Linked DNA regions of Homo sapiens: region 1 is linked to region 2. Evidence: chromatin loops called from intact Hi-C (ENCODE). Cell type or tissue: mammary epithelial cell. All regions are shown on one strand. Links, peaks and the distances in the headings refer to the core of each region. The heading gives the core; the rest is flanking DNA.

Region 1 (2,922 bases), core at 142-2,641, 830 kb after region 2:
AGTACTGTCCTAGATTAAATGGCAGTAAATGTATGGGGTAAAAACAAACAAAAAAATTACTGAAAAAAATGATATGTTATCCTGCAAACAGTGAGGGATAAAAAGAACTGAAGATATTATCCTGAAGAATCCTGGAATATAAGAACTCGACCCAGAAACTGAGACTAGCAAATGACAAGGAATAGCGAGTGGGATAGAAAGAAAAACATAAGAATGTGACATCACAGATGCAGAGGAAAGAAGAGCTTTCAGGAAGGAAAGAGTGTGCAGTAATTTCAGTGCTGTTGAGAAGTCAAGTGAGATAATGATTGAAAGTATGCATTAGATGTAGTGATTAGGAAGAGATGTTGGTGATTTGAAGAAGAGAACCTTTTGAGGAATTGTGGGGGCATAAGCCGGACTGCAATGGGTAGAAATGTGACTGGGAAAGCGAAAAAGAAAAGGGCAAATATAGACAACTCTGCAAAAATAATAGTAATAATAATGGTTATGAAATACAGGAGAAATGGGAAAGTTGAAGAATGATACAGTCTAGGGTAATGGTTTTAATGAGAAAATATGACTACGTTACAAGTTAATACAAGAACTCTTTTTTTTTTTTTTTTTTTTTTGAGACAGAGCCTTACTCTGTTGCCCAGGCTGGAGTGTATTGGTGCAATCCTGGCTCACTGCAACCTCTGGCTCGCCTCCCGAGTAGCTGGGATTACAGGTGTGCACTACGACGTAGAGAGGGGATTTCGCCTTGTTGGCCAGGCTGGTCTTGAACTCCTGGCCTCAAGCAATCTGCCCCTGCTCAGCCTCCCAACATGCTGGTATTGCAGGTGTGAGCCACTGCACCCGACAAGTTAATATGAGAACTCTTCTAAGCAAAATGAAGTAAATCCTGTAAGCCAATATTTCACTGTAAGAATGGGAAAAGCTGGAAATTTAAAACTATCATATTTTTAGGGGATTTGGAGACCTGTAGAATCAAAGAGAACTAGATAAACTAAAATTCCAGGGGAAAGAAAACTGTTTCAAGATGAGTCAAAAATGGTCAGCCCATCCTCCCGCACCCCCTACTCCTGTCCCACATACACATAACACTTTAACAAAAAAAAAAAAGAAAGAAAGAAAATATTTTCTGAGGCTTTACTATACAAATTATCTCATAACCCATGTTTTCCTCTGGCTATGCATCCACCACCCTTACTGAGAAGATAAGGAATCCCACCTGGTCCTATGGCTCCACCTAGTGTCGCCATTGGGGAGCAATTTAACTGCCTTGAGACTAGCTACAGAGGTTGGTTGGGAATGATGTATTTGCTTTACTGTCTTGCCTTCCTCTTCTAGGAGATCATGATTAGCAGCCTTAAAGAAGAGTCTGTGATTAATTAGACCTGAACCTCTCCTCACAGGAAACGAGTGAGAACATTTTCATTCCAAAGGGATAAAAAGGAATCCCATATTGTGACTTGGGAGCTGGATATATAGGTAGCATATGAGAGGATCTGCATGGGAAAGGGGGTGAACTGCTTTGAGACGCAAACTTATGCATCTTTTCAATAACTTTTCTTTCTCCCTCTTGATTTAATGCTACTTTTGGTCTTGGGTGGAAAATTTCCCCACTAAGTATGGGAGCTGATGTCCAGAAAGGTCAGGAGACTGAATGTGACAATCCAGAAGGGCAGGAGTTAGCTCCTCCAAGGGTAAAATATGACCAGTGAAGAACAAGGACCAAGCAAATAAGTGACTTCTTTTTTTCTTCAGCAAGCCGTCCAAGGTATGGCTTTTCCTTACAATCCAGCTGGAGAAGCCCTGCACCAAGTAGCCACCTGCTGACTTCTTGGCTTGTGAAGGCAGAGGCAGCACAATGGCACCCATCACATCACACTGCTTAGTATCTTCCCTTCCCTCACCTCCGTCCCTCCTTTCCAATAACTGACCTGAGTGTGCACAACCCAAATGAGCCGCTGGCATCTTAATCCTAGCTTCAGCCTCTGCTTTCTAGAGAACCTGCCTAAAACACTCTCTCTCTATATATATATATACACACATATCTATATCTATAGATATATACATATGTATGTGTATACACATAGATATAGATATATATTTAGACAGAGTCTTGCTCTGTCACTCAAACTGGAATGTAGTGGTGCCATCATAGTTCACTGCAGCCTTGAACTCCTGGGTTCCAGCAACCCTCCTGCATCAGTCCCCTGTGTAGCTAAGACTACAGGGGCACGCCACCACACCTGGCTAATTTTTTTTTAATATATTTCTTAAAGAAACAGGGACTTGCTCTGTTGCCTAGAGTGGTCTCAAACTCCTAGCCTTAAAAAAATTCTCCTGCCTCAGCCTCCCAAAGTGTTATGATTACAGGCATTCAATGCACCCGGCCTATCTCTCTCTCTCTCTTTTTAAAAAATCTATAATAGTCTCCCCTCCACTTTTTCCTTAAAATGTATTTGTTAAAGAAATTCTGTTGTAAGTTTGACACTCTAGGTTTGACTAATTACATCCCCAGGGTGTAATTCTCTTGGCTGGTAGTTACAAGTGAAGCTAGATCAAATTGAAGTCTGAGCTTTTTTGGCAATAATACTTTTTAGATTGAGCCGGAGACTCATATTGTGTCATTTTATTGTCTGGTTGTCTCCACTTAGTGGTTTTAAAAGTGTCAGCCCAATCCATTTATTATAAAGTTCCCCATCAGATTATCACCTGATGATTTCAGGAGCCATTGAAGGACATTATCTAGATTCATTACTTCATTGGGGATTACAAACGGTGATATTATGATTTTCTCATTCCTTTATTAGATAGACTTCTTATAAAAGGAAGGACATTTTCTTATCAACTATTTGTTTATCCTGAAATATAGTTGTGCAAGAAAATCAGGATAAATATTTAATGTTTTCTTTTATTTACCAGTTTCCCAAT
Region 2 (2,922 bases), core at 295-2,794:
ATTACAAAGACCACGCAGGATGAAAGGTTGGATTTTCAAGGACCTCAATAAACAGTGGTATATGGAATAAAGATTTCATAATAAGGAAGAATTATTAAGAATATTTCCCACTTATTAATAAAATAACAGAACTTTATGTCCCCTTAACATGTGCATTTTAGTCCTGCATATGAATCAATAATTTTGTTTAAAACTTTATGTCTATTGACAAGGGTTCCTGACAAGCTGGCTTTTTCTATTAGCCTATTCCAGGAAGCATCTCTTTTCAACTACATTAGAGTATCTTTAAAGTTGATTAAATGTATTGGCTGGATATAGCTTTCTATTGAAGATGAGAGTGATTTGAAATCACTTAAGAAAAAGATTGCTTATAGAATTTATGGAAACATCCCAAGTACACCAATTTTTACTTTCTTATATTAATTCTTGTTGAAGAGTTTTCTTCTTTGAGCTACCAATTCAGTGTTTTTTTTTTTCCTTAACAATATGTTAGACAAGAGATGGATTCACATGGATCTCTTATTTCTTCTCAGTCCAAGTTCTACACATGAGAAAATTTTGAAACCCCCTTTTTTTTTTTGAGACGGAGTCTTGCTGTCACCCAGGCTGGAGTGCAGTGGCGCTAATTCAGCTCACTGCAACCTCCTCCTCCCAGATTCAAGTTATTCTCCTGCGTCAGCCTCTCAAGTAGCTGTAAATGCCTTTATTTTAAGGAAGAACATGTTTAAAGGTCCAATCTTAAAGGGGTTGATCAATTTTTATGTATGTATATACCCATGTAACTACCACTAAGATCAAGAGACAGGACTTTCTTAGCTCCTCACGAGGTGTTCTTCCCAGTCAGCCCTGCGCCCGAGCTGCCCACCTCTCTGTGTTCTATGACCATCCATGAGGTTTACATCTTGCTGAACTTCATAAATGTTATCATGCAGAATGTCATCCTTGTGTCTGTCTTCTTTCACTTTACATATTGGCTGTATGCAGAGGCTATTTCATCTATTTAAGGCAAATACAGGCTATTTAACACGAGAAATTAAAAAGAAGGTTTTTGTTTTTTTATTTCGTCTCTGATAAAAAAAAAGATCTCCTATTTCTCACCCCCCTTGCCTCTAGCAACAACCATTCTACTCCCTGCTTCTATGAGTTTGACTATTTTAGATACTTAATATAAGAGGAATCATGCAGTATTTGTCTCTATGACTGGCTTACTTTACACAGCGTAATGTCCTCAAAGTTCATTCATGCTGCTGTGTATTATAGAATTTCCTTGTTTTTAAAGGCTGAAGATTATTTCACTGCGTTTATATACCACATTTTCTTTATTCATTCATCTGTTGATGGACATGTAGGTTGTTTTCACATCTTGATTATTGCGAATAATGGTGCTGCAATGAACAAAGGACAGGCATAAAATTTTAGTTATGCAAGATGAATAAGCTCAAGACGTTTACTGTGAAACATTGTACCTATAGTCAACAATAATGTACACTTAAATATTTGCTAAGAGAGTATATCTCATGTTAAGTGTTCTTACTAAGAAATTAATCAATGTGATAATCCCCTTGACAAGATTCTGGTGATTCCTTTAAGGCCTACCTCCCAGAGGAGTTTACCTGCAGTGTGGGAGTTTGTGCCAAATTCAACCCCTTCTGGGCACAGGGTAGCATGTCCATGTCTGCCACCTTGTGGTTAGATGGGGCCACTGACAGCGGAAATTAACCTGTCATTTTTGAGCTGGAGCATTTAGTTGATGGTGGGTGACCATCCAGAGATCTCTTGCTCTCTGCCAGGGTGACAAGCATGTTCTAGAAAGGCGCTGCTGCATTAGCCTGAGGGCGGAATAAATGGATGGTACATAGCAAACCTACCAGTTGACAGACGTTCATGTGAAAAGAAAGAAACCATTGTCGTTTTAAGCTGCTAGGATTTGGTGGTCCTTTGTTATCAAAGCATAACAGTGTATGCTGATAGATTCCGAGGGTGAGATGTAAAATTTGAGTAGGAATCACAGGAAGTGATGAACTCATTATTTTTAACTGTGGTGGTGTAGATGTCAGGAAAAGCTTCACAGAGTTTCTGGTTTTTAAGCTAAATCTTGAGGTTGTGAGCAGTTTTGTACATTTTTTTTTAAGGAAAACAAGCATTAAGTTTGACATGTGCTTTAATATTAGCAATATAACACATTTAAGTTTCCAAAAATTTTCTTATATTGAGTAAGATAATAGACTATTTTTCAAAGAAAACATCCATGAGAACTCCTAGCTTTGACTTAAATTATTTTTATTGTAATAATGCTAAAATATATATTAATTTTTTATATCTATTATGGTTATAGCTCACATATTGCTTTAAATTTGAAGCAAATTTAACATGTCATACTTTAATAAAAAGTTTTCAAAAATTTCTAACAAACTTGGGGGGTTCTAATGAGAGTTCCTTAAGATATAATAAATAATAATTTTTTTTTTGAGACAGAGTCTCACACGGTGGCCCAGGCTGTAGTGCAGTGGCACGATCTCTGCTCACTGCAACTTCCGCCTCCTGGGTTCAAGCAATTCTCCTGCCTCAGCCTCCCGAGCAGCTGAGATTAGTAGCCACCATGCCCGGCTAATTTTTTGTATTTTTATTAGAGACGGAGTTTCACCATGTTGGCCAGGCTGGTCTCGAACTCCTGACCTCGTGATCTGCCTGCCTCAGCCTCCCAAAGTGCTGGGATTATAGGCGTGAGCCACCATGCCCAGCCATAAATAATAATATTCTATATTCTGGTTAAATTTAAAGTTATTTTTACTAAAAGTCTTTAACAAAGTACTTTGGTAAATTGATACCAATGGAAACTCCAAAATTAACAACATTCAAATTAATTTGGCATGACAAATGATGTTTTAATTAATTGCTAAAATTTAGTTTAATGTTATAAAA

The links. Hi-C counts contacts between places; a loop is a spot of excess contacts. Peaks named below come from ENCODE experiments on the same cell type or tissue, not always from the same donor. Only the 100,000 strongest peaks of a DNase experiment are listed, where the experiment ranks them.
Region 1: a loop joins it to region 2, with 8 times the contacts of the local background. A loop is called at or near these places in 9 of 110 quality-filtered maps.

What each region holds. Positions count from the first base shown.
Region 1 is chr5:42,888,285-42,891,206 of GRCh38, forward strand. No RefSeq gene overlaps it. Among named protein-coding and RNA genes, the nearest start is that of SELENOP, 78 kb to the left of the region's middle. In mammary epithelial cell, for the core only: a CTCF peak has its summit at 1,229 (motif pointing left); a DNase peak (open chromatin) is centred at 1,217.
Region 2 is chr5:42,055,750-42,058,671 of GRCh38, forward strand. No RefSeq gene overlaps it. Among named protein-coding and RNA genes, the nearest start is that of LINC02996, 120 kb to the right of the region's middle. In mammary epithelial cell, for the core only: a CTCF peak has its summit at 1,682 (motif pointing left); no DNase peak of the experiment used is centred there; H3K27ac peaks cover 28 bases.